Regions from separate parts of the Mus musculus genome. Here regions 1 and 3 are each linked to region 2. The links are chromatin loops, found by intact Hi-C in ENCODE. Cell type or tissue: heart. All regions are shown on one strand.

Region 1 (8,000 bases), 260 kb before region 2:
AACACACTCTTTAAACCCTAGTACATATATATTAATTTCCTCCACCCCCGCCCCACGCTCTCCTATGCCTGAAAAGTGTGTATGTCCTAGTGACCACTACCTGCAGAAGCCAAGTTCTGACCTGCTTCAGTCTATTTCTTTGCCACAGCCTATCTTTGTTTGGTCCTTAAGCTTGCTGGGCTATGAAAGACTTATTTTAAGTCTCCTCGGAAACTTTTGGATTCCCCTCATTGGGTCTTCCCTGACACCTTTCTTTCCAGTGGTCCTGGTGACAGTCTGGGGCCACCGGACTTACAGATCTCAGCCTTCCCCTCTGAGAATCATCAGGGCCAAGACTTGGGAAGGAACACGGATCTAGGCCTGCATGAGGTCGCCACCTGGTGTGCAGTGTGGGTATCTGCAGCTGATGCGTTCCGTGGGGGGGGGGGGGGGGGGTTGAGTGGAATTGGATTAAGTCATTTACAAGAGACAGAGGTGCCAGGGCTTTGGGGTCTCTCTGGGTTTGGGAAGCTGAGACTGGAGGGGAGCACCTGGTGGGTCTAAGCCCTTAAAGACCAAGTTAAGTGACTCTAGTGGACAGCTCGGTGGGGGCCGTCTTGGGTCCCAACTATTCGGAAGTTTGCATTCCGTGAGACCACGATCAGAAAGGCCCGAGGAGCCATTTGGGCAGGAGATTTCTTACCAAAGAGTACAAGCTTAGACTGCAACGTGCGCAGATAGAGAATGTAACAGGCGCCAAAGAAGACAGCCAGAGCCACCAGCAGCATGGGAGATGTCACCCTGGAAGAGTGTGGGAGACAGGAGTTAGGTATCCGAGGCTGCGTCAGCCAGGCCCCTCTAGCTTTGGACACAGACTGAGGTTACGTCCTTCTAGGCCAGCGAAGGCCACATCCTGGTCAGGTGAATGCAGGAGTACAGACTGACCGGGTCCTGTAGTGACAAAGTGGGCTAACTGGTCTGGGCGGGGCCTGGCAGCCGGGGGCGGGGTCTGACTATCGAGGGCGGGGCCGCAGAGGCACTCACACGCAGTACAGGATGAGGCCGAGAAACACGAACACGTAGTTGCTTTGATAATACTCCACGTTGCGTACCAGGCGCTGGCAAAGCTCTCCCACATTGCGGGGTCGCGAGAAACGTTGCTGGTCCACGAAGGTGCCCCAGGGCCGGATGGTCGCCCGGCGCCGCTCCAGCCACTCTCGGCCTGCGCCGGATGGAATCAGCTTGGGCAGCAGGGTCCTAATGGGCAGGGCAGAGCAGAGCAGCTGAAGGGAGGGAGAGGGTAGAATCTGGACCCCAGATTCTAGCACACCTGGTCCCAAGCATGACCTTGAACCCCTAGGAGGAAGGGTCCTGAGAGGGAGCCAACAGGACTGAGTCCCTCCCAGGACCTCTGAGGAGATGAGGGACTCCTGCATCTCGGATCTGGGGGTAACACCCTGCTTGCTCACGTGGCGCTCAGCCCTTCCCCTTCGGCATCCTTCTGCTGGTCCTTCTGGGCCGCCATGTCTGCACTGCAGTGGATAGAACCGCTGTAAATAGCCCGGAGCCCAGCAGCACCTAGGCGGCCCCACCCCAGCCGGGACTCTTTGGAAGTGGCGTCGTTGGGAGCTCTAGAGGGCGGTAGTTGTTCCTCCAAGCATTGTGGGTGTTGTAGTCATCGTGGCGTCAAGAGGCAGGTTTGCCTCGCAAGACATCTTGGGAGATGTATGCTAAGAGCTCGTCGGGAGCCTCTAGGCATTGTGGGAATTGTAGTTTCAGGAGGCTCAGCGTGGACTACAGCAGGTGGACTGTCAGGACAGAGGATTTTGTGGGAGTTCGAATGGCAGAAACGTACTTCCGTGGACCGTGCAGAGCTGTCGTTCTGGCTCGAGAGAGCTTAATAAAACATTGTTCGAAAACTCAGATATTCTGATTCTAACTGGGCAAGTCTGGGAAAGAGTTCATTTACTTTTTCTTTCCTAAAAGTATTTACTTTGAAAGTGAGACAGGAGAGATGGCTTACTTGTTTCTCTTTCAAAGGATCATAGCTTGGTTCCCAGCATCCACACCCAGTGCTTCACAACTGCCCGAAACTCCAGCTCTAGCCAATCAGACATACTCATGTGCACATACCCACACTCAGATACACATGATTTAAAAATAAATGTTTGCATTTTAAAAGAAAAGATTTACTTTTATATGTTTATGCGTGTGTGCCACCAGAAGAGGGTTTTAGAGCTCCTGGAACTGGAGTTACAGGCAATTATGAGCTGTCTAGAAATCATGGGTGCTGGGAACGGAACTCCTCCGGGTTGGGATTTCAGTATGGGCCACTCAGCAGGAAATTGTGTCTGGGTTTCCCACTTGGGGTCCAGCATTGCTTCAGATCAGTGGAGGACTGCAAATGTACAGTTAGCCTAAAGACTAAAGAGGGACACCACAAGGCCAGAGTACTGGAAAAGACAGAGAACCTTGGAAACCAGTTTGGCGGCAAAAGTCAGCTGGGTTTGACTGCTATGGGAACCAATTCAGTTTCTTTAAGAGGACTAAGCAAATTCTTTCTATTTCATGACCCTCAAGTCTCTGCTGCCCTGGTGGGAGTCGGGGCTTCGGGAGAAGGCAGTGGAGAAGGCAGTGGGATCCAGAGGCAACACTGTTGCAGAAAGTGGCAAACTAATTCAAAGAATGTAAGAAATTTGAATACTGGGATTTTTAGGATAGGTGTCTGGAAGCTGGGAAAGGAGTCCTTTGGGACAGTGGAAGCGAGGACCCTGAGGTAGAGATGTGATGAGGCAGGGGGTACTTTCAGGTTCCTGAGGGAGGAGGCTCACGTTAGATGGGTTTTGAGTCAGTAGGTAGTAGGAGACATCCGAGAAGGCTGTGGGAGATGGGACTTGGCTCTGAGCTCTTTCCTGTGCTTCCCAGAGCAAGTGGCACTGGGAAAAAGCCAGAAGATATTAACAGGAACTCGAGACCTTGATCATAATGCCGGCTGCATGACTTCAAGGGGCCTCCCCCACTTCTGTCCTGTGCTGAGTCCCTCTGTCAAAGCGGATGCTCCTTCCTGGTGCTAGGTGATTGAAGCAGAGTATGTGGGTGTCCCAGGAGAGGTCTTGGCCCATGCAACTCCTCCCTCCCAGGATCGTCTTGTCCTGAGATCACCAGAGGTCACAGTACAAAGAGCCCCAAGTGCTCCAACCCTGAATGGCTGATCCTCCCCTCTCTGCCTCCCACCTGGTGGGATTACAGGTGGTCACCGCTAGAAAATGGCCAGCTTTATTATTTTTTCTTTCTCTACCATGGCTCTGTAGGCAAGGATAGTATGATCTTGAACTTCTGATTTTTGTTCCTAGTCCAAGAATTCTGTAGGATCACAGATGTGGCCAGGGGTTGGTGGCACATGTCTTTAATCCCAGTACTCAGGAGGCAGAAGCAGTTGGATCTCTGTGAGTTCACGACCAGTGTGGTCTACAAAGTGAGCTTCAGGACAGCTAAGGCTACACAGTGAAACCTTGTCTTAAAAAGAAACAAACAAACAAACAATAACAACGAAAGGATCACAGGCATCTTGTCACCTTATTTATGCAGGGCTCAGAACAAACCCAGAGCTTTTGTAGGCAAGTAGTCTGCACCAGAGCCACACCCCCAAGCATTTGATTATTTTAAAAGCTTTATATTATTTATCATGGTTTTGAGAAAAGGGGGACTTGCAGGCATGCAGGCATGCACACATGCACACACAGAGGCACAGGGTGTGTGGTGTTAGGGTCTTACTATGTAGCCCCAAGCTGGCCTCCAAACTCCTATCCTTCAGCCACCACCTCTGGGAAACTGGGCTTAAAGGCATATGCACCACACAGCAGCAGTGTGGTGGTTTGAATGCATATGCTTGGCCCAGAGGGTGGCACTATTAGGAGGTGTGGCCTTGTTGGAGGAAGTGTATAGTGTGGGGGTGGGCAATGGGAGATAATCTCTCCCGGATGCAGTCAGATCAAGATGCAAACACAACCCTCAGCTCCTTCCCTAGCACCGTGTCTGCCTGCATGCTGCCATGTTCCCTGCCGTGATGATACTGGACTGAATCTCAAAACCTGTAAGCCAACTCCAATTAGATGTTGTCCTTATAAGAGTTGCCTCGGTCATGGTGTCACTTCACAGCAATGGAAACTCTAACTATAACAATCAGTTTGGCTCTGGTGTGTTGGCATGGGACACACTCACTCATAGACGCCCACAGCATCTTTGCCACAGACCTAGATCCCTGCGCTGGGAGGCTGACCGGCCCAGTGCCCTCCTTCAACCGGCATGCTGGGAGGCTCAACTCCAGGGAAGGGGTTTAACTGTCCAATGGTTAAATTAAAAGGATTGCTGCTGCCACCTAGTGGCAGTGAAGTGGAATAGATGGGGCTTTTCCTCCACCGTTGGATACAAAATGCCCAATGTATGCTTTGAAATTAGGTTCTGGGTTTCTATTAAAATTAAACAGCCAAAGAATGCCAGTGGTGGTATATGCCTGTAAACCTAACACTTGAGAAGGAGATATATGAAGATCACTGAAAATATGAGGCCTGCATGGTCTACATTGCAAGACCCTACTTAAAAAAATTAAATTAAAAAAAAAAATCAACCCTGAAAACCATGCCATGGAGATAGTGGTGCAGTCCTTTAATCCACGCACTCTGGAGGCAGAGGCAGGCAGATCTCTGAGTTCAAGGTCAGCCTGGTCTACAGAGTGAGTTCCAAGACAGCCAGGGCTACGCAGAGAAAACTTATCTTTAAAAACAAACAAAACAACACCGAGGGCCAGGTGGTGGTGGCACACTCCTTTAATCCCAGCTCAGGAGGCAGAGGCGGTCATATCTCTGTAAATTTAAGGACAGCTAGGGAGATGGCTCAGCAGTTAAGAATGCTGACTGCTGGGCTGGAGAGATGGCTCAGCGGTTAAGAGCGCCGACTGCTCTTCCAAAGGTCATGAGTTCAAATCCCAGCAACCACATGGTGGCTCATAACCATCTGTAATGAAATCTGATGCCCTCTTCTGGTGTGTCTGAAGACAGCTACAGTGTACTTACATATAATACATAAATAAATATTAAAAAAAAAAAAAAAAGAATGCTGACTGCTCTTCCAGAGGTCCTGAGTTCAAGTCCCAGCAACCACAAGGTGGCAATGGGATCCATCTGTAATGGGATCTGATGCCCTCTTCTGGTGTATCTGAAGACATCTACAATGTACTTAATAAATAAAACAAACAAATACATCTTTAAGAAAGAGGAAAAAAAAAAGTCTTTAAGGACAGCCAGTGTTATCCAGAGAAACCCTGTTTCAGAAAGTCAAAAAACAAACAAAAGAACAACAAACCCCCAACACCCCTCCAAAACAACCCAAAAGCAGGTTTGGTATCTTATGCTTAGGAAGCTGAGACAGGAGGATTGCCATGAACTTGAGGCCAGTAAGAATTATATATGAACACCCTGCCTCAAATAAACAAAAGAGAATAAATCATAAAAAGATGACTGGCTATTTCTTCCTATAAGCAGCAGCCCCAACACGGACACAATTCAAACGTGGATCATCAGAAGACCCAATTCAAAACAAAACAAAACAAAATGTGGTTAGAGTCGGAACAGAGATAATGCACATGGCATTGTGGAGATTCCCATCTAACACAGAGTCCTAAGCATGAAAGCATATGCTTTAAAGTTCATTTGTATGAAGTTCAAGAGCAGGTACACCTGCCTAGAATCCCCCAGTGAGGGGCGTGGCTCAGTGGTAGAGCCCCTGCCTAGAATCCCCCAGTGAGGGGCGTGGCTCAGTGGTAGAGCCCCTGCCTAGAATCCCCCAGTGAGGGGCGTGGCTCAGTGGTAGAGCCCCTGCCTAGAATCCCCCAGTGAGGGACTGGGGGCGTGGCTCAGTGGTAGAGCCCCTGCCTAGAATCCCCCAGTGAGGGGCTGGGGGTGTGGCTCAGTGGTAGAGCCCCTGCCTAGAATCCCCCAGTGAGGGGCTGGGGTGTGGCTCAGTGGTAGAGCCCCTGCCTAGAATCCCCCAGGGAGGGGCTGGGGGCGTGGCTCAGTGGTAGAGCCCCTGCCTAGAATCCCCCAGGGAGGGGCTGGGGCATGGTTCAGTGGTAGTGCTCCTACCTAGAATCCATTAAAAAAGAGGTAGGGGTGTGGTTCGGAGTATCTGTAGTCACCTTCTTCACTTCTCCAGTTTTGGTATTACTGATGTACACTGGAACACACACTTTAATTTTTTTTCTTTTAAATTTTAAATTAAAAAAATATATGTTTTGAGACATGGTCTCACTATGAGGTCTCATAGATGACCTAAAACCTGTTATGAATACTAGGCTGGCTGCAAACTCATAGATTCACCTGTCTGCTAGAATTAAAGGATGGACCTTTAACCATGCCTGGCTTAATTTTATTTCATGTGCATGTGTATTTTGTTTGCATGTATTTCTGTGCTCTGCTTGCATGCCTGCTGCCTGCAGCAGCCAGAGAAGGGCATCAGCTCCCCTGGAACTGGAGTCACAGATCATTGTAAGCCACCACGTGGGTGCTGGGAACTGAACCTGGGGCCTGGGCAAGAGCACTGAGCCATTTCTCCATCCCCAAAGTTTATTGTTCTTCTCGTGCACTTGATGGTGTGAAGGCATGAGGGTTGACCTCAGTGACAGAGATGAGCACAGTGAATCAGAGCTGGGATGGTCTCAGTGCAGAGTCCAGATTTGTCACCTTCCCCATAGCTCTGGCCATCAACGAGTTACTTCCCTCCCTGCCCCTCACACTGATGAGTGTTAGGACTATGCTTAGGAGTGCTTCAGTTCTCAACACCACCATCAGGCTGTGGACTCCCTCAGGGCCCCTTTCCACAAGACAAGAACATTCTACCATCCAGTCCTTGCCTCCTCTTTCCCTGTCCATAATCTAACAGGGTTGAGAAGTCTAACTCCTTAGAACCCAAAACCCATGACTCTGTACCTCCTAAGATTTTGTGGCATCACAACTAGCTAAACTGGGCTCATGTGAGTCACCCAACATCAGGCACTGGCAGAGGGCACCCCATCTACCCACAGCGCTGGCTGGCAAGCATAACACACACACATCTTTTCTCTCCCCACTGATATATTTGATAATTGTTCAGAATTAGAACCGGAGATGGCATACGCCAGGAGACGGGGCCCAGGGGAGTAAAAAAGAGCCCAGGGAGGAAATGAGAGGCAGAGTTGCAAGGGAGAGAGGGGGAGAGACACAGAAGAGAGAGGGAGAAGAGAGGCAGGGGCTGTGGGGGGAGAGAAGCCAGCCAGAGGAAGAAGTGAGGGAACGTGGGAGGTAATCGAGGTGTGGGAGAGGAGGCTGGGCCACAAGGAGAGAGGGGGGCCATGGGGAGAGAAGGCCCCTCCCCCCAGAGTACAAAATGGGGGGACCGGAGAGGGCTGTCCTGGGCTTGGGGTAGGGAAGACACGGGCGACGTGGTGGTGGCTGAGGTCAATAGTAGGTCTCTTTCTCCACCCAACCTGGAATGACAGAAGAGAGTCAAAGTGAGAGGAAGGCAGACACGAGAGCCATATGAGCAAGAGACAGGGACACAGAAAGAAACATTGACACAAACACAAGGTGTGGTGGCAGGCCTGTCATCCCAGCACTGAGAAACTCAGGGACATGAGCTCAAGGGCAGCCTGAGCTACATAAGGAGAACCTATTTTCAGACACACAGTCGCACTTGGAAAGAGAGTGAAAGGCAAGGCGGGGAGAGAGGGAAGAGAAAGAAGAACGGACACATCTGAGAGGCACAGGGAGTGCTCACCCTCTGCTTCCCCTCCCAGCCTTTACCCCTGGCCATGCGGCCCTCACCCCCGGGGTTCCTGCGCAGGATGAGTTTGCGAATCTCATCATAGACGAAGATGAGGAAACTGTAGGGGAAGGCACAGAACCACCAGCTGGGCCTGCAGAGGCAAAAGAGGAAGAGGGGACATGAGGAACAAATACTGACTGTCTGCAGGTAGACCAGATGGCCAG
Region 2 (8,000 bases):
TTCTTGGGAACGCTCTGGGCCTTGGCCTACAGTGGCTACCACTGTGGTCACCTTCCCGCTGTCACCTAAGGAACAAAGGGAATACAATCCACTGATCTTTCCTCTCTAGCCACCACAGCCCAGGGAGGGAAAGCTGCTCAGTTCACTGTAGGGACAGGACAGTGATTATTCTGTGGTAGAATAACTGTCTGGCACACATAAGGCCAATACCTTGGGTTCAATGCCTAAGAATGGGGAGAAGTTATGTCCTAGCGCTTCCTCCAGGAAACCTTGAATTCTGTCTTCCATATAGCAGTACACCAACATTCAAGCTTACTTTCCACTGGTGGATAAAGCACCTACAAATTTCTACTTCTAGCAAGTAGCAGTGAAATCACTTGGTGGGGGCCACCAACACCTCAGGTGTAGAATCCAGCCACACCAGGCTACCCAGCCTTTCTTCCCTTTTGCAGGGCAGGTACAAGGTACCACCTTCCACACAAAGGAGCAGAAACTACGGGGGTGTTCCTTCCTCAAAAAAAAACACTGTCAATCCTCACAGCCAGAGCACTGACTTCTAAATCCTTCCTGGCAGAGGTCCTAAGTAACAGAAACAAGCTGGTCTGAAGAGCCATTGCCCTGGCCCTCACTTGGGGATAAGGACTGGAGGGTTGGGGGTCTGTTACTCTTACCAACTACTCTACATTGTTATGGGCACTGGTCTGGCCTCTGTGTGCTCCAGAGTAGTACCTAGCCTGAGAATGGAGCTGCTCAACTCCACAACTGCTGAAGGCATATCCCAGCCTGATGCCTTTGAAGGAAAGCTTTGGTTTCCAATTCCCTGTCTCTGAGTAGCAGCAAGCCTAGTTGCCACTCTTAGGGACCCACTCCCTTTAGGAAACTTACCAACAAAGGCAATTTGCAAGGGGGACAGTGAGGGATATTTTGAAAAATACTACCACATGGCTATTTATTTTTTCAGAGCCAGTACCAGCCACTTCAAAACCATATTTTATAAGAGGTGTGACCTGTGCCCCCCCACTCCATTTTTGCTAAAGAACCCTGCTCCCTCACCTTGTTTTAAAAGAAAACTGACAATGAGCTTTCTTAGAAGCCTGTGTTTATTCCCAAGCTATTCTTATCTATAAACAATAGTGATTATTTACTGCCATCATCGAGGACTGACTACAAGTCTAAACGTTTTCAGTGGGTTAGGTGATAATGTCAGGCCGTATGGTTTAAACCTGGCCCTTTTCTGTGGAAACATTAATAATTCTGAATCGGTGTTTCTAAAGGATATCCTATCCAAATCACCAATTTTGATGGGAAGGAAACGAATAGCCCCCTTTTCATACAGGATAGTGACAGAAATCATATTCTTGTCTCTTAGGGGACAACAATCCTAGATCAAATTGGCAAGTAACTATGACCTCTGATCCTAGTCTCCTGTGGATGGCAACGTCGTCAAGTACTCGAGACCTTGATAACTGGAAGAATAGGACCTGTGACCTCTGTTTCTTGGGTGTTGGTAATTCTGAATCTAAACTCCAAGTGATGGTAAACCCTCAAACTCCTTTATCTCGGAGACAGAAAGCTCCGATCCTGGCTTAAAGCAGCACGGTGACCTCGAGCTTCTCTCTGGGTACATGAAAGAATCTGGTTGCCGTTTGATGCGCTTGGGAAACCCAGATCACCACCCCACAGGGCGCCCCTAAGTACTCACGGCCCAGCTTCACTCCCGGCGGCGGGAAGCTAGTGCCCGCGCCGGGGCCACCGCTGCCTCCTCCGCCGCTGCCGCTGGGGCCACCCCCGGAGCTCGAGGCTCCCACGCCCCCACCCATAGCCCCGACTGACGCTTTCCCGCCGCCAGTGCCTCCTGGGCCAGAGGCCGAGCCCCCGGGGCCGCCGCCACCACCTCCGCCTCCGCCTCCTGGCTCCGCGAACGAGCTGGTCCGCGCCCGGCCCGAGCCCCCAGGGCCGCCTCCCGAAGGCCCGCCGCCGCTCATGGCGCCGAGCGCAGGCCCAGGCCGCGGGGCTCGGGCTGCCTGGGCTGCCCCCGCCGCTGCCTCTGCCGCCGCCTCCCCTGGGCTCCGGCCTCTTCCAGGCCGCGCCGTTCGGGCTCCGGCTCCGGCCCAGCGCCCGCCGCGGGGCACGCCGGGAGATGAAGTCCCTCTGCCGTCGGCTTCGTTGTCACCACCCTCGACCCGCACAGCACTCTGGGAAATGGAGTTCTCAAACCCTCAGAGTAGCTGACTGCTGGGGGCGGGGTGTGACGGCTCGCGCTGCACACCGGGAAATAGAGTCCTGGCTAATGTCACCCGACTCTGCCAAAAGCTAACTTGGAAGCACTTTGAAAAACACAGTCAGAGCCACACACTCACTACACAGAGGAAAAAGCAAGTCCCTTAGAGTATCTCAGAAACGAAATCTTAGCCACTCCAATACTGAGCAGCATCCAAGAATGATGCACGCCGGGAAATGGAGTCCAGCCACCCACCCAATCTGTGGGCCATCGGTGACTTCCTGCACCGCGTGCATTCTGGGAAATCGAGTCCGCACCCGTGAATACTTAGTACTCTGGCTGTGAAGCACACTGGGAAATGGAGTCATCACCACGCCCTCACCGCATTGCAGGTGTAGAATGGTTGATAAAGCACTATAGGAAATGAAGTCTCAGATGCTCCTCAAACCTTAAGTAGATACTGTAACTGGAAGGAACTGATAGGAAGTAGAATAGGCATCGCGCTCTCTCAGGCCAGCTAGCAGCGTCGCAGTTCCTTCCGGGAAATGTAGTCGACACCAAGAGTTATGCGCGTCGCTTCAATGAGCCTGGTGTCTTCTGGGAAATGAAGTTCAATATTGCCTCACCATTGACGAGGCTGATGAGAGCTACCAGCAACCAGAAGCATGCTGGGAATAATCCACAGTAGACTCTGACTCTTCGTGAAGCTAGGCTCTGGGGCTTCGTGGGAGCTGTAGTCCAAAGGGAGTACTGTGGCTGAGAGTGTAGGTGAAAGGTTAAGGACAATTGTTCCCAAGGGAGACTATAATGTGTTACAATGTCTTCTCTGATCCCTAGGTCTAAGACCTAAACCGATAAGTGAGTGCTAGAAAAAGTAGTCCCAAGCAACCACATATAGAGAAGAGAATAACGTCTCCTTACATTCTCAACGGATTTAGTACAGTAAACAGTCCCGACTATGCCTCAGAACATTTGTTTTCCGATAGTCTACCTTTTTCCCTAGCAATATGGTTAGGACCAAGAAGATGAGCTGCAGGATTTAAAAAAAGAGAGAATTTCTGTCCTGAACCCCCAATTTTTTGCGTCTATCCTCTTCCTAGATTACAGGATTCTAGATAATCTGAATGAAGGGAGCCGACTACACGAAGGAGTTTCAGCTTTCTTGAGTATGTCGAGTCTCCTGTTAATCAATTAATACCCGGGAAAAGTCGCACCAAAGTAGGAAACTGGGGGCTGGGGGGGGGGCGCAGAGACAGAGGTCAAAATGCTGTCAGCTCTCGTGCCTCAGAAACGGAGTCTGTGCTCTACTTTACTCGCAGCCTGTGTTCGTCCTAATTGTTGGGGCTTTTCTGAAGCCTACAGTACTGTCTGCTCAGTCATTTCCCTATTGCAATTCTCAGTGGACACGGAATGGAGACAGAAGGTACTGCTAGCGCTTCTAAAGACTACGTTATCCAGAAGGCAACGCACGGGTACTTCCGCCCTCTTCGCAAAGCCTGCAGACGCTTCACGCTCGACTGTAGAGGGAGTTTCTGGAGTAACACAGTCGCATGGTGGCTGCCGCCCTCTGACGGCTGCTCCCAGTTGAAAAGTGAAGTCAAGCCCCTAGGTATAGGATCAAAGAATCTCACTAGGCTATGTAGCAGGATAGAACACATTATTTAACCGCCAGAACTCGTGGAACCTGCCCAGGGGACCGTTCTTGGCATTGAGATCTGTGCGGCACTGGAGAGCAAATTCAAAGATCTGTAAGATGTTTCCAAGTGTCTAAGCAGGTTCTAAAGATGTTTGGAGGAGTTGATGGGGGTCCATGAAGAGATTAAAGACTTTGATATAAGCAATGTAAAACAATTGTTTGGGGAATTATAGAGAACTCTCAAGGGAAACTTATGAAAGGTGTGAGGGAAAACCTCTGGGCTGCCATGAATGAGGAATGGCTAAGAAACACAAGGAAGAGACGTTGGCCTCGAGAGCCATGGAGATACTTTGGAGGAGGGCTATTACAAATGGGATTTTAATTGGAATGAATTCATTTGTAAAAGTCGTGAAAGGTGTATGGAGGACTTTCTGGTTGGAAGCAAAGATCTCAGGGACAAATGTCTTGTTTTTGTTTCTTTCGAGACAGGGTCGCATGTAGCCCGGGGTGCCCTCAAATTCACTATGAAGCTGAAGACATCTTCCTGCCTGTACTGTGCTTGGGTTACAGACTAGTGTTGCCAAGACAGTTTTCTGGTGATGAGAATTGTGTGTGCTAAGCAAGCACTCTACAAACTGAGCTACATCCCTAGCCCTCTGTTCTCTTTTGAAATAGGGTCTTAGGGGCTAGAGAGATGGCTCAGTGGTTAAGAGCACCTTCTGCTCTTCCAGAGGTCCTGAGTTCAATTCCCAGCATCCACATGGTAGCTCACTACCATCTGTAATGAGATCTTATTTCCTCTTCTGGTGAGTCTGAAGACTGCTATGGTGTACATAAAATAAATATTCTTAAACCACATCAACAATAAAAAAGAAATAAGGTCTTAGTGCACACCTTTAGTTCTAATACTTAGGAGGTAGAGGCAGGCAGATCTCTGAGTTCAAAGCTAGGTTGGTCTATAGAGTCCCAAGGCTACATAGAGAAACCCTGTCCTAAATGACCAAAATGGAAGAGCAGCAGCGAGGAGGAGGAGGGAGAGGAGGAAGAAATGGGGTCTTGTTCCTTGTAACAAGGCTAGACTCAAACTAGCAGCAATCCAACTAAGACTTCCCAGTACTGAGGGCAAAGACACGTGCCACCACACTAAGTTCAGGGCATCTTTTTGCAGGAAATGTTCCAGACCTCTAAATGGATTCCGGTGGGCGATTAGAGACTGGAGGAGCTGCTGTTCTTAAGGCCAAAAATCACCTGTGACGTCCCACACAACCGGAATCTGGGACAACAAGTTTGATTAGATCATGGCCTGTCCTCTGGAGGGGATCTGAAGCTGAACTCTTAGGAGCCATGTGATTAGAAGTGCTTTGAAGGCCCAGCAATGGCTGTGCATGCCTTTGATCCCAGCAGGCAGGGGCAGGCAAATCTCTGTGAGTTGGAGGCCCGCCTGATCTCCTTGTGTGAATTCCATGATGGCCAGGGCTACACGGAGGTACCCTGCCTTAAAAAAAAAAAAAAAGACGATTCTGAGTGTTGCTGCTGAGACCACTAGCCAGTCCTGCTTCTTTCTTGCAATGACAACATCCGCCTTTCTGCATCACCCCACTAGCAACTCAGCTGCATCTATGTTGCCAGGAGATATGTCTCATCCCAACTTCCAGAAATAACCCAGTGGTTCCCACCCCAGGGAATGGCTTACATCACCCAGGAGAGGGAGCAGTTGCCCACAAGCTGCCACAAGAGCCTGTTTCCTGCCAGTCTTCCCGGTCCTGGTCAGCATCAGGCTGGAGAGCCCACTCACTCCAGGGCTGACTGACACATGCTGAAGTAGAAGTGCAGAGATGGGTAGCCAGTTCAAGGTTCCTTCTCCCTCAGGGCTGCACAAGGTGGAGTTTTATAGTGAAGCCAGTCCAACAGGCCCAGAGTTCTCAATTCCCACTCTTATCTCTTAGCAACCTATGGCCTTGAGGGAGCCCCTTTCCCCTTTCAGGGCCTAGGGCATCACACCTGCACTGCCCAGGTGGGGCCGGCATCCTAAAGCACCCAGAGCCCGGCCTCTTCCTGATTGTTTTATCTCCTCAAAGACTCAGCACTGAAAGCTCCTGGTTTCTTAGCTCTATAGGCTCCTCATCAACCAAATTCTAAGACCCCAGATCCCTCGATCTGGACTCCAACTGGCTTTCCACTGGAGAATCCAGCTGTTGTTAAGACATTAGATTAAGCGCTACTTTGTCGAATAGCTCAATTCTAGGTCTACAGGCAAGTTTAATGAAGCCCTTTGTTGCTGAATGCTTAAAGAACTAAAATGTGCTGCGGTGGGGCCTGAGCTGGGATGTGTGTGTGTCTGTGTTCGAGAGTGCACAGGGTTTTTAATCCCAGGAGGCAGAGGCAGGTGGATCTGAGTTGGAGGCCAGCCTGCTCAACAGAAGTTCCAGGACAGCCAGGGCTACACAGAGAAACCATCCCAGAAAAAAAAATATTAAAAAAAAAAAAAAAAAGGAAAGGAGAAACTGAAATGCTTAAACACTTGGCACACAGCAGGTCAGGTCAGTCAACAAATCCCTCTTAAAATCTGCTTGGGGGTGGGGGGTGCGTGCAGGAGGTGAGCTGGTGGGACAAGGATGACCGATTACTTTCCAAGGTTTCTTTAAGATTTGGTTTTATAAGCAGAGCAGTGGTGGCGCACGCCTTTAATCCCAGCACTCAGGAGGCAGAGGCAGGCAGATCTCTGAGTTCGAGGTCAGCCTGGTCTACAAAGTGAGCTCCAGGCCAGCCAGGGATATACAGAGAAACCGGGTCTCGAAAAACCAAAAAAAAAAAAAAAAATAGTTTTATTTATTCGGGCTGGCAAGACGGCTTGGTGGTTAAGAGAGCTTGCTGCTCTTGCAGATGACCTAGGGTCGGTCCCTAGCACCCACACGGCAGTTCACAACTATCTTTCTGTCCTTCCGGAGCATCTGACGCCCCTTTCTCACCATCTCGGATGCAGGTGCACGGACATGCATATAGACCAAACATTCATATGCATCTGTGTAAATTTCTTAAAAAGATCTTTATTAATGCATATATCTGAGTGACTCTATGCCAATTCTGAGTGGTTGCCAGAAGCTGCCTCCCCTGGAACTGAAGCTGTGAGCTGTCACGAGCCACCCCACATGAGGTACTCTGCAACAGACGGAGGTTCTCCGAAGAGCAGAAGCACCCTTGAACACAGAGCCGAGCGTCTCTCCAGCCCAAGGGCTGCACTTCAGGACACTACAGGCCTCCCGGTCAAAGGATCCCAAGCAGAAGGCTAACATCGCACACCTCCCTTTCACATGGTCCTGGCCTTAACTTTGAACTTCCTACCTCAAGTGCTGGTGGGATTACAGGTGTGGACCACTAAAGCCTCCTCCGAGTACATTGGAGTAAGATGGGGAGGATTCAAAATACGGGACCCTTCCTTCCCTGGGGAACCGATGGGGGTGTGGCTTAGCAGTCAGAGCTGGAGGGCAAAAGCAATTCAGGTAGGAGAACCAGGAACAGCAGGGCCTTGTTAAGGGTCCTAGAGGCAGATGGGATGATAAGGAACCAGTCAAGGAAAGACAAGACTACGGAAAGCCAGAAACCTTAATCATCAGCTCTGAGGCTTGTGACATCTCAAAGTAGGCCAATAACTCCCCAGGCCTAGTTGACCTGTTCAGGTGGAGTCAGGCCTTCTGGCCACAGATGGGAAGCAGGTGTCTAGACCTGTCCAGAATTAAGCCAAGTCTCTGTTGATACTGTGGCTGCGCCCAGCACCTAGGATAAATTACCACATGCAAAGGTCCAAAGTTTTATTGTTTTGAATACATTCTCCAGCAGCCCCCTCACGTCCCACCCCACCCTCCATTCCCAATACAGAATAAGGCTTGACCGCAGCCCTCCAGGCCACCCCTGGGGCCCCAGCTAGGAGGCAGAGAGGGGCTTCCAGTTTGGTTTTGAGAGACAACCCCCCCTTCCTGTCCCCTGACCCACCTGCCCATGGGCCAGACCTAGGAGCAGCAGGGGGTGGGCGTGAAGGGACTGGACCAGTACTGGGTGGTGTAGGGAACAGGCACTTGTAGAGATTTGTGGCCCACAGGCGGCACCCCTCACCTTCCTCTGCCTCCCACCCCACCACCCCCCACA
Region 3 (8,000 bases), 93 kb after region 2:
TCCACGAACACCTGGGAGTCCTGGGACCTGACGCCTGCTCCGGTATGGACCCTCCTCTGCTCTGGCTGCGGTCCTGCCCACTCACGACCCCCAACACCCTGACACCCCCAGACTGGATAAGTGCATCTGGACACCTGCTTCTCCCTGTCTCTGTGCTCATTCTGAGATTCTTCTTCTTGCCCACACTCCCATCTTTCCTTCTCTTGTCCTTCTCTCTCCCCACTTGTCCCTTCTTCTTGTCCCTTCTTCTCTTTCCTTCCCTCCCCTTCTCCAGACTCCCTCCCTCCCTCCCTCCCTCCCTCCCTCCCTCCCTCCCTCCCTTCCATTTTTTTTATCAGACAGGGTCTCAAGACAGCCCAGGGTGGCTTTGAGCTCCTGATTTCCCTGCTTCTTCTGTGCTGTCTTGTAGACATGTCCTACCATACCCAGTTTGTATGTCTCCTCTTTTCTTTGACTGATAGCTTGGCCTCCATCCCTCCGGTTGTTTCTCTTGTTCCCTTCCATTTCTGTCTTCCTGTCCCTCACTCTCTCACTGTGTTTCTCTGTGTCACTGTCTCTGTTTTTATTCTCATGTCTCACGTCTGTCCGTCTGTCCATCCTTCCTTCCTTCCTTCCTTCCTTCCTTCCTTCCTTCCTTTTTTCTTTTATTTTGAGTTAGGACTTAGGCTAATATGGATCTTAGTCTATAGCCTAGGCTGGCTTGAACTCATGGCAGTCTTCCTGCCTCCCAAGTGTTGAGATTAGAATGGCACATACCACCAGACCTGGCTTTCTGTCTGTTTGTTCTTTATTTCCTCCTTTTTTTTTTTTTTTTTTGTCTGCTTGAAGCAGGGTCTCACATAGCTTAATCTGATCTCAAGTTCACTACATGGCCCAGGCTGGCCTTGAACTCCTGATCCTCCTGCCTCTGTCTCTTCTTCTCAAGTCCTGGAACTCCAGGTCCACACGTCCCCAGGCTTGTCTTCTATTCCCTCTCTGCATATCTGCTTTTCTGACTTTGTATCTCTCTGCTCTGGTCCTTTCCAGTGTGTCACTATCTTTCTCCTTGTCTCTTCCCCACAGGCTGCCCGTCATTCTCATGTGGCCGTGGCCTGGGCTGGCTTGCTGGTGCTGATGGGTGGTGAGCTGGCCAATGGCTTGCTAACCAATGATGTGTGGGCCTTTAGCCCCCTGGGTGGAGGCCACTGGGAGCTCCTGGCACCACCTGCTTCCAGTTCTTCTGGGCCCCCGGGGCTGGCAGGCCATGCAGCTGCTCTGGTGGATGACATCTGGCTTTATGTGTCCGGTGGCCGCACTCAGCATGACCTCTTTTCTTCTGGCCTCTTCCGGTTCCGCCTGGACCACACCAGCAGGGGCTATTGGGAGCAGGTGATCCCGGCAGGTGGGCGGCCCCCTGCTGCCACTGGGCACTCTATGGTGTTCCATGCCCCATCTCGTACTCTGCTGGTCCATGGTGGACACCGGCCTTCCACTGCCCGGTGAGTAACACGTCCTGTACTCCTGTTCCTTGGCCACAGCAGCCCTAGAAGTCTTTGCTCATTGACAGACTCCTGGTTTCAGGTGGTTACCTCTGCCATGGACCATTTGTTTATCTAAGTCTTCACTTTGTCTAATATTTATCTATTCCCTCACCCGAGGAGCCTAGCGCTCTCTGATCCCTTACTGGGGCTCTGACTAGTCACTTCCCCCACACTTCCACCGTCCTCCAGCTCTTGCCAGATTATGCAAGATGCCAGACCCTGCTCAGACCTGGTTCCTGCCCACAGTGAATGTCTAGTCAGGATGGGATATAGACATGGTCATGGCCGGTCTCAATCCTGGGTGAAGCTAGGGGAGAGAAGGAAGGCCCTCCTCGCCCTGGGCCCCTGGCCTGTCTCTTCCCTGTAGGTTTTCTGTGCGGGTGAATTCCACTGAGCTCTTCCACGTGGAACGGCGTGTGTGGACCACGCTGAAGGGCCGGGATGGGCTCCAGGGTCCACGGGAGAGAGCCTTCCACACTGCCAGTGTTCTAGGAAACTACATGGTGGTCTATGGTGAGGTGATTTCCCTAGATCCTGTCTGAATTCCAGGGGCCTGAGCCCACCCTGAGCTGAAACTGAGCCTGGACAACCCTACCTCCCCCAAGGCTTGCCTGAGCCCACCCAGAGATGAGACTCAGCCTGGGTCTCCTCCCTCTCCTGAGGCTTGCCAGCGGTGCCCTTTCCTCTTTTCCCAGGGGGCAATGTGCATACGCATTACCAGGAGGAAAAGTGTTACGAAGATGGCATCTTCTTCTACCACCTTGGCTGCCACCAGTGGGTGTCAGGGGCTGAGCTTGCCCCGCCAGGAACCCCTGAGGGTGAGTCTCCTCTGTTTTCCTGAGGGCTTTTGAAGATCTCTGAGTTTTAGCAGGAGATGCCTCAGTCATTACCTTGGTGGGCCAGGCATCCTGTTGGAATGACCTCTGGAGACAAGCCTCGGTGAGGACAAGGTGGGGGACCAGCAAGCAGATGTAGGGCACTGAACATGGGTTTTACTTTTTATTTTTAAATGCACATGTGTGTGAATGTGTGTGTGCGTGTGTGCATGTGTGCAGCGTGCACATGTGGGAGCCAGAGGACAACCTCAGGTATTAGCCTCAGGAATACTGTCCACCCTCTCTGAGTCAGGGCCTCTCACCAGCTAGGCTAGTCTGGCTGGCCAGTGAACCCAACGCTTCCCCTGGCCCCACGTCTCCAGTGCTGGGATTGCCTGGCATTCCTCTGACAGTGCTAGGTATGGAACTCCAGCCCTAATGCTGTGAGGTAAGCACTTTATCAACAGAGCCACCTTTGCAGCCCCAGAACCTTGGTTCTGTTGGAAGCTTGCCAGTTTGCAGCTGCCCTAAGAAGCAGTGACTTCATGGCATAGTGACAAGAGGTAGAACCAAGGGCTGGAGAGATGGCTCTGTGGTTAAGAGCACGGGCTGCTCTTCCAGAGGTCCTGAGTTCAATTCCCAGCAACCACCTGGTGGCTCACAACCATCTGAAATGGAGAGTCTCCTCCTTTGGCCTCTGCATGCGTACACGTGGCTGTATACAGCATATACCATACACCACACACATACAATAGTAAAGTAAATGAGAAAAGACTGCAATTTTTTTGACAGGCATGGTATACACACTATGTTCCCAAGACTATAAGCAGAAGCAGGATATAGAGTCTGCATCTAGACAGGACTATATGCAATGACTCTGTCTCAAAGCCCAACAAAAGGGCAGGAGCATGGCTTAGTGGTCAAGCCCTTGCTTATAATCTACCAGAGAGGGGCTGGGGGCGTGGCTCACTGGTGGCACTTGCCTGGCATGTGTAAGGCCTTGGACTAGATCTTTAGCATTGCAAAAATACATGCGTACATACACATGTACAAATTTCCAATTTCTTGGGCTAAGACCCATGTGCTTACAAAGTATAGGGGTCAGTAGGAAGTCAGAGAAGCCATGATTCACTTTTTATAACCAGAAAGGGGGGTTTCTTGGTTTGCTTTTAGTGAAAGTACCAGGCTGGGTTGGATCTAAGTACTTGGTATGGACAGCCTTGGCTACTTCTTTCCCCAGTTCCCATCTGGGCCCCTCCTACTTGTTTGTCACTTTCTGTTTGTCTTATTTTGTGTGTGCCTGTGCATGTAGGCCCAAGCCAGAGTGTGTGTGCCTGTGCACATGGGCCCAAGCCAGAGTGTGTGTGTCTGTGCACATGGGTACAAGCCAGAGTATGTGTGTCTGTGCACATGGGTACAAGCCAGAGTATGTGTGTCTGTGCACATGGGTACAAGCCAGAGTATGTGTGTCTGTGCACATGGGTACAAGCCAGAGTGTGTGTGTGCCTGTGCTCATGGGCCAAAGCCAGTGTGTGTGCTGTCTGTGCACATGGGTACAAGCCAGAGTATGTGTGCCTGTGCACATGGGTACAAGCCAGAGTATGTGTGTCTGTGCACATGGGTACAAGCCAGAGTGTGTGTGTGCCTGTGCACATGGGCCCAAGCCAGAGTGTGTGTGTGTGCCTGTGCACATGGGTACAAGCCAGAGTGTGTGTGTGCCTGTGCACATGGGCCCAAGCCAGAGTGTGTGTGTGCCTGTGCACAGGGGCCCAAGCCAGAGTGTGTGTGCCTGTGCACATGGACCCAAGCCAGAGAGTGTGTGTCTGTGCACATGGGCCCAAGCCAGAGTGTGTGTGCCTGTGCACATGGACCCAAGCCAGAGAGTGTGTGCCTGTGCACATGGGCCCAAGCCAGAGTGTGTGTGTGCCTGTGCACATGGACCCAAGCCAGAGAGTGTGTGTCTGTGCACATGGACCCAAGCCAGAGAGTGTGTGTCTGTGCACATGGGTACAAGCCAGAGAGTGTGGAGAGCCCAACAACCTGCAGGAGTCAGTTCTCTCCTTCTACCATGTGGATTCCAGGGATTGACCTTGGGCTGTCAGACTTGGTGGCAGGTGCTTTTGTATGACGGACCAGCTCGCTGGCCTATTGCTTACCTTTTATAGATGTCACCAACTACTGTTGAATCGTATCTACTCACTTCACATTCTCAGAGGGCCTGAATTTGAGACCAGCCTGTGGTTATAGATTGAGGTCCTCTCTCTCGCTCCTTTCCCCTCTCCTTAGCCCCCTTCCTCCCTCCCCTCCCACCTCTCTCTGGGATGGTTCAGTTTAAAGCAAAGAAACCAAGACTTGGCAAAGTTGAGTCTCCTGCCCAAAACCATACAGCAGCTCATAACTGATATATGATTTGAATCTGTGTCTGTCACAAAGATCATTTTGAGCAGGGGCACTGGGCCTCTGAGAGAATTGAGAAAATAACGCAAGCGCAGAGCCAGGCAGGCCAGTAGGATTTCCTTGGCTAGGTAGGAGCTAAAGCAGCAATAAGCCGGCTAGACTGGGGCAAGGGCAGGAGCCAGGAGGGCAGGAGCTGGGGAATGTCTGATGCTGTGACTGTCTTCTAGGTCGAGCGGCGCCTCCTAGTGGCCGTTACTCACATGTGGCAGCTGTTCTTGGTGGCAGTGTCCTGCTGGTGGCTGGGGGATATAGTGGCCGGCCTCGTGGGGACTTGATGGCCTACAAGGTGCCCCCCTTCGTGTTTCAGGCACCTGCCCTAGATGTGAGCATTGGGGTGATGGGGAGGGAGTGACTGTGGGTGGAGGCAGCAGTCTCTGCAAATGAGGGGTGCTTGGAGAGAAGTGGGCAGAGTACGAGGTTCTCCAGGCCTGAGGGAGGAGTGGGGTGGGGTTAACTGGAGCAGTCATGGGGAGCCAGCCTTGGCAGATACTCCAGGTCTTGAGAGCAGTGTCCTCTCCTGTGTTCCGTGTCTCTGCAGTACCACCTGGACTATTGTTCCATGTACACAGACCACAGTGTCTGCTCCCGAGACCCGGAATGCAGCTGGTGTCAGGGCGCTTGCCAAGCTGCGCCCCCTCCTGGGACTCCCTCAGGAGCTGTGAGTGGCTACCCCAGGCCATTCATCCATCCACTAGCACAGAGACCTGCCTTTAACTCCCCCTGCCTAAGTGGTCAGCTACCCAAGATCCTCATTCCTGCCTCCTGACTGTCCCCAACCCAGAGCCTGTACCTCTCCTAGCACCCGAGTTTAGGACCCTGTCCCTGCATCCCCGAACCCTTGTTCTTGAGTTCCTGTAGACCAACCCTGCTGTTTCCTGATGGCCACTAGGCTGCCTCTCCCCAGACCGTGTAGCCACAGCTCTTGTTGGATCTCCTGAGGCTCAGAGGACAGTGTATATTGTCTCTTCCTTACAGTGTCCAGCGGCCAGCTGCCTGGGCCTAGGCCGCCTGCTAAGTGACTGCCAAGCATGCCTGGCCTTCAGCAGCCCCACAGCTCCTCCCCGGGGACCTGGCGCCCTAGGTTGGTGTGTGCACAATGAGAGCTGCCTTCCTCGGCCTGGTGAGTGTCGAGCAGCCATGGGGGAGGGGCTCAGAATACCTCATACTGACCCTCCAGTCTCCCATACCCCTGTCCTCTCAGAGCAGGCCCGCTGCCGAGGGGAGCAGATCTCAGGCACCGTGGGCTGGTGGGGGCCAGCACCCGTCTTCGTCACTTCCCTGGAGGCTTGTGTCACCCAGAGCTTCCTCCCTGGCCTGCACCTGCTCACCTTCCAGCAGCCACCCAACGCCTCTCAGCCTGACAAGGTGGGGGCCAGATGGACCTGGGGATGGAGTGGACACTTAGAGACCTAGGGTTGCTTCTTTTCAAATGAGTCTTTCTTGGGGACAGTACTGGGATGGAACCCGGGGCTTTTGTGCATGTTTGTTCTCCCTGCCCCGAAGCCGAGCCGCACCCTAGCCCTCACTGGGAGTCTTCAGGCACGCTCAACTGCTGAGTTTTCTAACAGGGTTCTTTTACTTACTTTGAGACAGAGGTCTCCTAAGGTTGCCCATGCTTGTCTAGAACCCAGTCTATTCGAAACAGACCTCACAGTTATCTTTCTCCCTGGCCTCCCCGTGTAGGCAAAATGGTAATCCCATGCCATGAGGCCCTACAAAAGAATTTTTTTAAAATCTTGGTGAAATAACACATAAAATCAAAAGGTTGTAGAACAAGCTGGGCATAGTGGCACACACCTTTAATCACAACCCTTGGCAGTCAGAGGCAGGTGGATCTCTGTGAGTTTGAGGCCAGCCTGGTCTACACAGTGGGTTCCAAGACACCCAGAGCTATATAGACAAACCTTTTCTCAAAACAAAACAAAGTAGGACAATATTTTTGCCATTTCTAAATCAAGTCTAGATTTATTTACCAATTGCCCCCATCTTCCTCTTCCCTGAACTTGGCCACGGATTTTGCAGCTGTGGGCATTTGATGGCGTCAGGACATCTGCCTACGATGTCCAGCTTCTTTGACTTAGTACAGTGTCTTCAGGGCTTCTTCGTGCTGTGCATTTGGAAATAGACTTCAAGCTGGATGTGGTAGAACACCTCTGTGATCCCAGCGCTCGGGACGCTAGGGCAGGAGAGGAGACTCTTGAAATCCAAGTTACCCTGTACCAGAGTGAGACTCCGTCTCAGAAACAAAACAAAAAGTCCAAAGAGCTTCATTGCACCACGGTGGAGAAGGCATGGCGGCTGGAGTGTAAGGCAGCCAGGAAGCAGAGAGGTGAATCCTGGTGCTCAGCTTGCTTTCCTGGCTTTATGCTGGTACCACTCACATTTCCACCTCGGCTCACTCAGTCGAGTGATTCCCTCACATACCTGCTCATACGTATCTTGTCAGGTGGACAGTCAAGTTCATGGGCACAGTAAACTTGGCAACCCTCCTGCCTCCTCCTCCCCCTGGCCCCTTCAGTACTGGTATTGACGGCATGTGTACCATGCCTAGTCTACTCTTTCTCCATATATCCAAGCATGCTTCTGGGTGACAGAATGTAGGAAGCGCTTTTGCTGGTATTGTTTTTGAGACTGGTGCTGATAGCCTAGGCTCAAGTGATCCTCTCTTGTCTGCCTCCTGGGTAACTGATACTGTGCCCCTCTTGTCTCTCTGAAACAAATTTTCTCAGAGTCGAGGCAGGCCTCGAACTTGCTATGCAGCCGAGACTGGCCCTAAATTCCTGATGTGCCTCTTTTCTTTTCTTTTCTTTTCTTTTCTTTTCTTTTCTTTTCTTTTCTTTCCTTTCCTTTCCTTTCCTTTCCTTTCCTTTCCTTTCCTTTCCTTTCCTTTCCTTTCCTTTCCTTTCCTTTTCCTTCCTTCCTTCCTTCCTTCCTTCCTTCCTTTCTTTCTTTCTTTCTTTCTTTCTTTCTTTCTTTCTTTCTTTCTTTCTTTCTTTCTTTCTTTCTTTCTTTTTCGAGACAGGGTTTCTCTGTGTAGCCCTGGCTGTCCTGGAACTCACTCTGTAGACCAGGCTGGCCTCGAACTCAGAAATCCACCTGCCTCTGCCTCCCAAGTGCTGGGATTAAAGGCGTGTGCCACCACGCCCGGCTGACGTGTCTTTTTCTATCTCCTGAGTTACAAGCCTCTGCGCCTGTACCATCCTGCCCT

The links. Peaks named below come from ENCODE experiments on the same cell type or tissue, not always from the same donor. Only the 100,000 strongest peaks of a DNase experiment are listed, where the experiment ranks them.
Region 1: a loop joins it to region 2, with 4 times the contacts of the local background. A loop is called at or near these places in 2 of 42 quality-filtered maps.
Region 3: a loop joins it to region 2, with 4 times the contacts of the local background. A loop is called at or near these places in 4 of 42 quality-filtered maps.

Annotation. Positions count from the first base shown.
Region 1 is chr7:24,971,079-24,979,078 of GRCm38, forward strand. It overlaps Rabac1 (Rab acceptor 1 (prenylated)), which reads right to left and starts at 1,650. Exons shown (of 5, transcript NM_010261.2): 1 at 1,449-1,650; 2 at 1,024-1,236; 3 at 683-780. The coding sequence starts at 1,504. It overlaps Atp1a3 (ATPase, Na+/K+ transporting, alpha 3 polypeptide), which reads right to left. Exons shown (of 23, transcript NM_001290469.1): 22 at 7,836-7,927; 23 at 7,089-7,498. The coding sequence ends at 7,470. In heart, CTCF peaks have their summits at 358 (motif pointing left), 558, 1,602 (motif pointing right) and 4,366 (motif pointing left); DNase peaks (open chromatin) are centred at 363, 983, 1,633, 4,254 and 1 weaker place; H3K4me3 peaks cover 2,029 bases; H3K27ac peaks cover 1,287 bases.
Region 2 is chr7:25,235,676-25,243,675 of GRCm38, forward strand. It overlaps Gsk3a (glycogen synthase kinase 3 alpha), which reads right to left and starts at 2,176. Exons shown (of 11, transcript NM_001031667.1): 1 at 1,703-2,176; 2 at 1-65. The coding sequence starts at 1,985. Erf (Ets2 repressor factor) reads right to left here. Exons shown (of 4, transcript NM_010155.3): 4 at 6,885-8,000. In heart, CTCF peaks have their summits at 3,733 and 5,561; DNase peaks (open chromatin) are centred at 2,126, 2,686, 2,806, 3,726 and 3 weaker places; H3K4me3 peaks cover 4,274 bases; H3K27ac peaks cover 4,169 bases.
Region 3 is chr7:25,328,799-25,336,798 of GRCm38, forward strand. Megf8 (multiple EGF-like-domains 8) reads left to right here. Exons shown (of 41, transcript NM_001160400.1): 5 at 1-42; 6 at 1,063-1,478; 7 at 1,888-2,033; 8 at 2,216-2,338; 9 at 4,960-5,114; 10 at 5,331-5,450; 11 at 5,768-5,912; 12 at 5,994-6,157. Among named protein-coding and RNA genes, the nearest start is that of Megf8, 16 kb to the left of the region's middle. In heart, a CTCF peak has its summit at 4,987 (motif pointing left); a DNase peak (open chromatin) is centred at 4,983.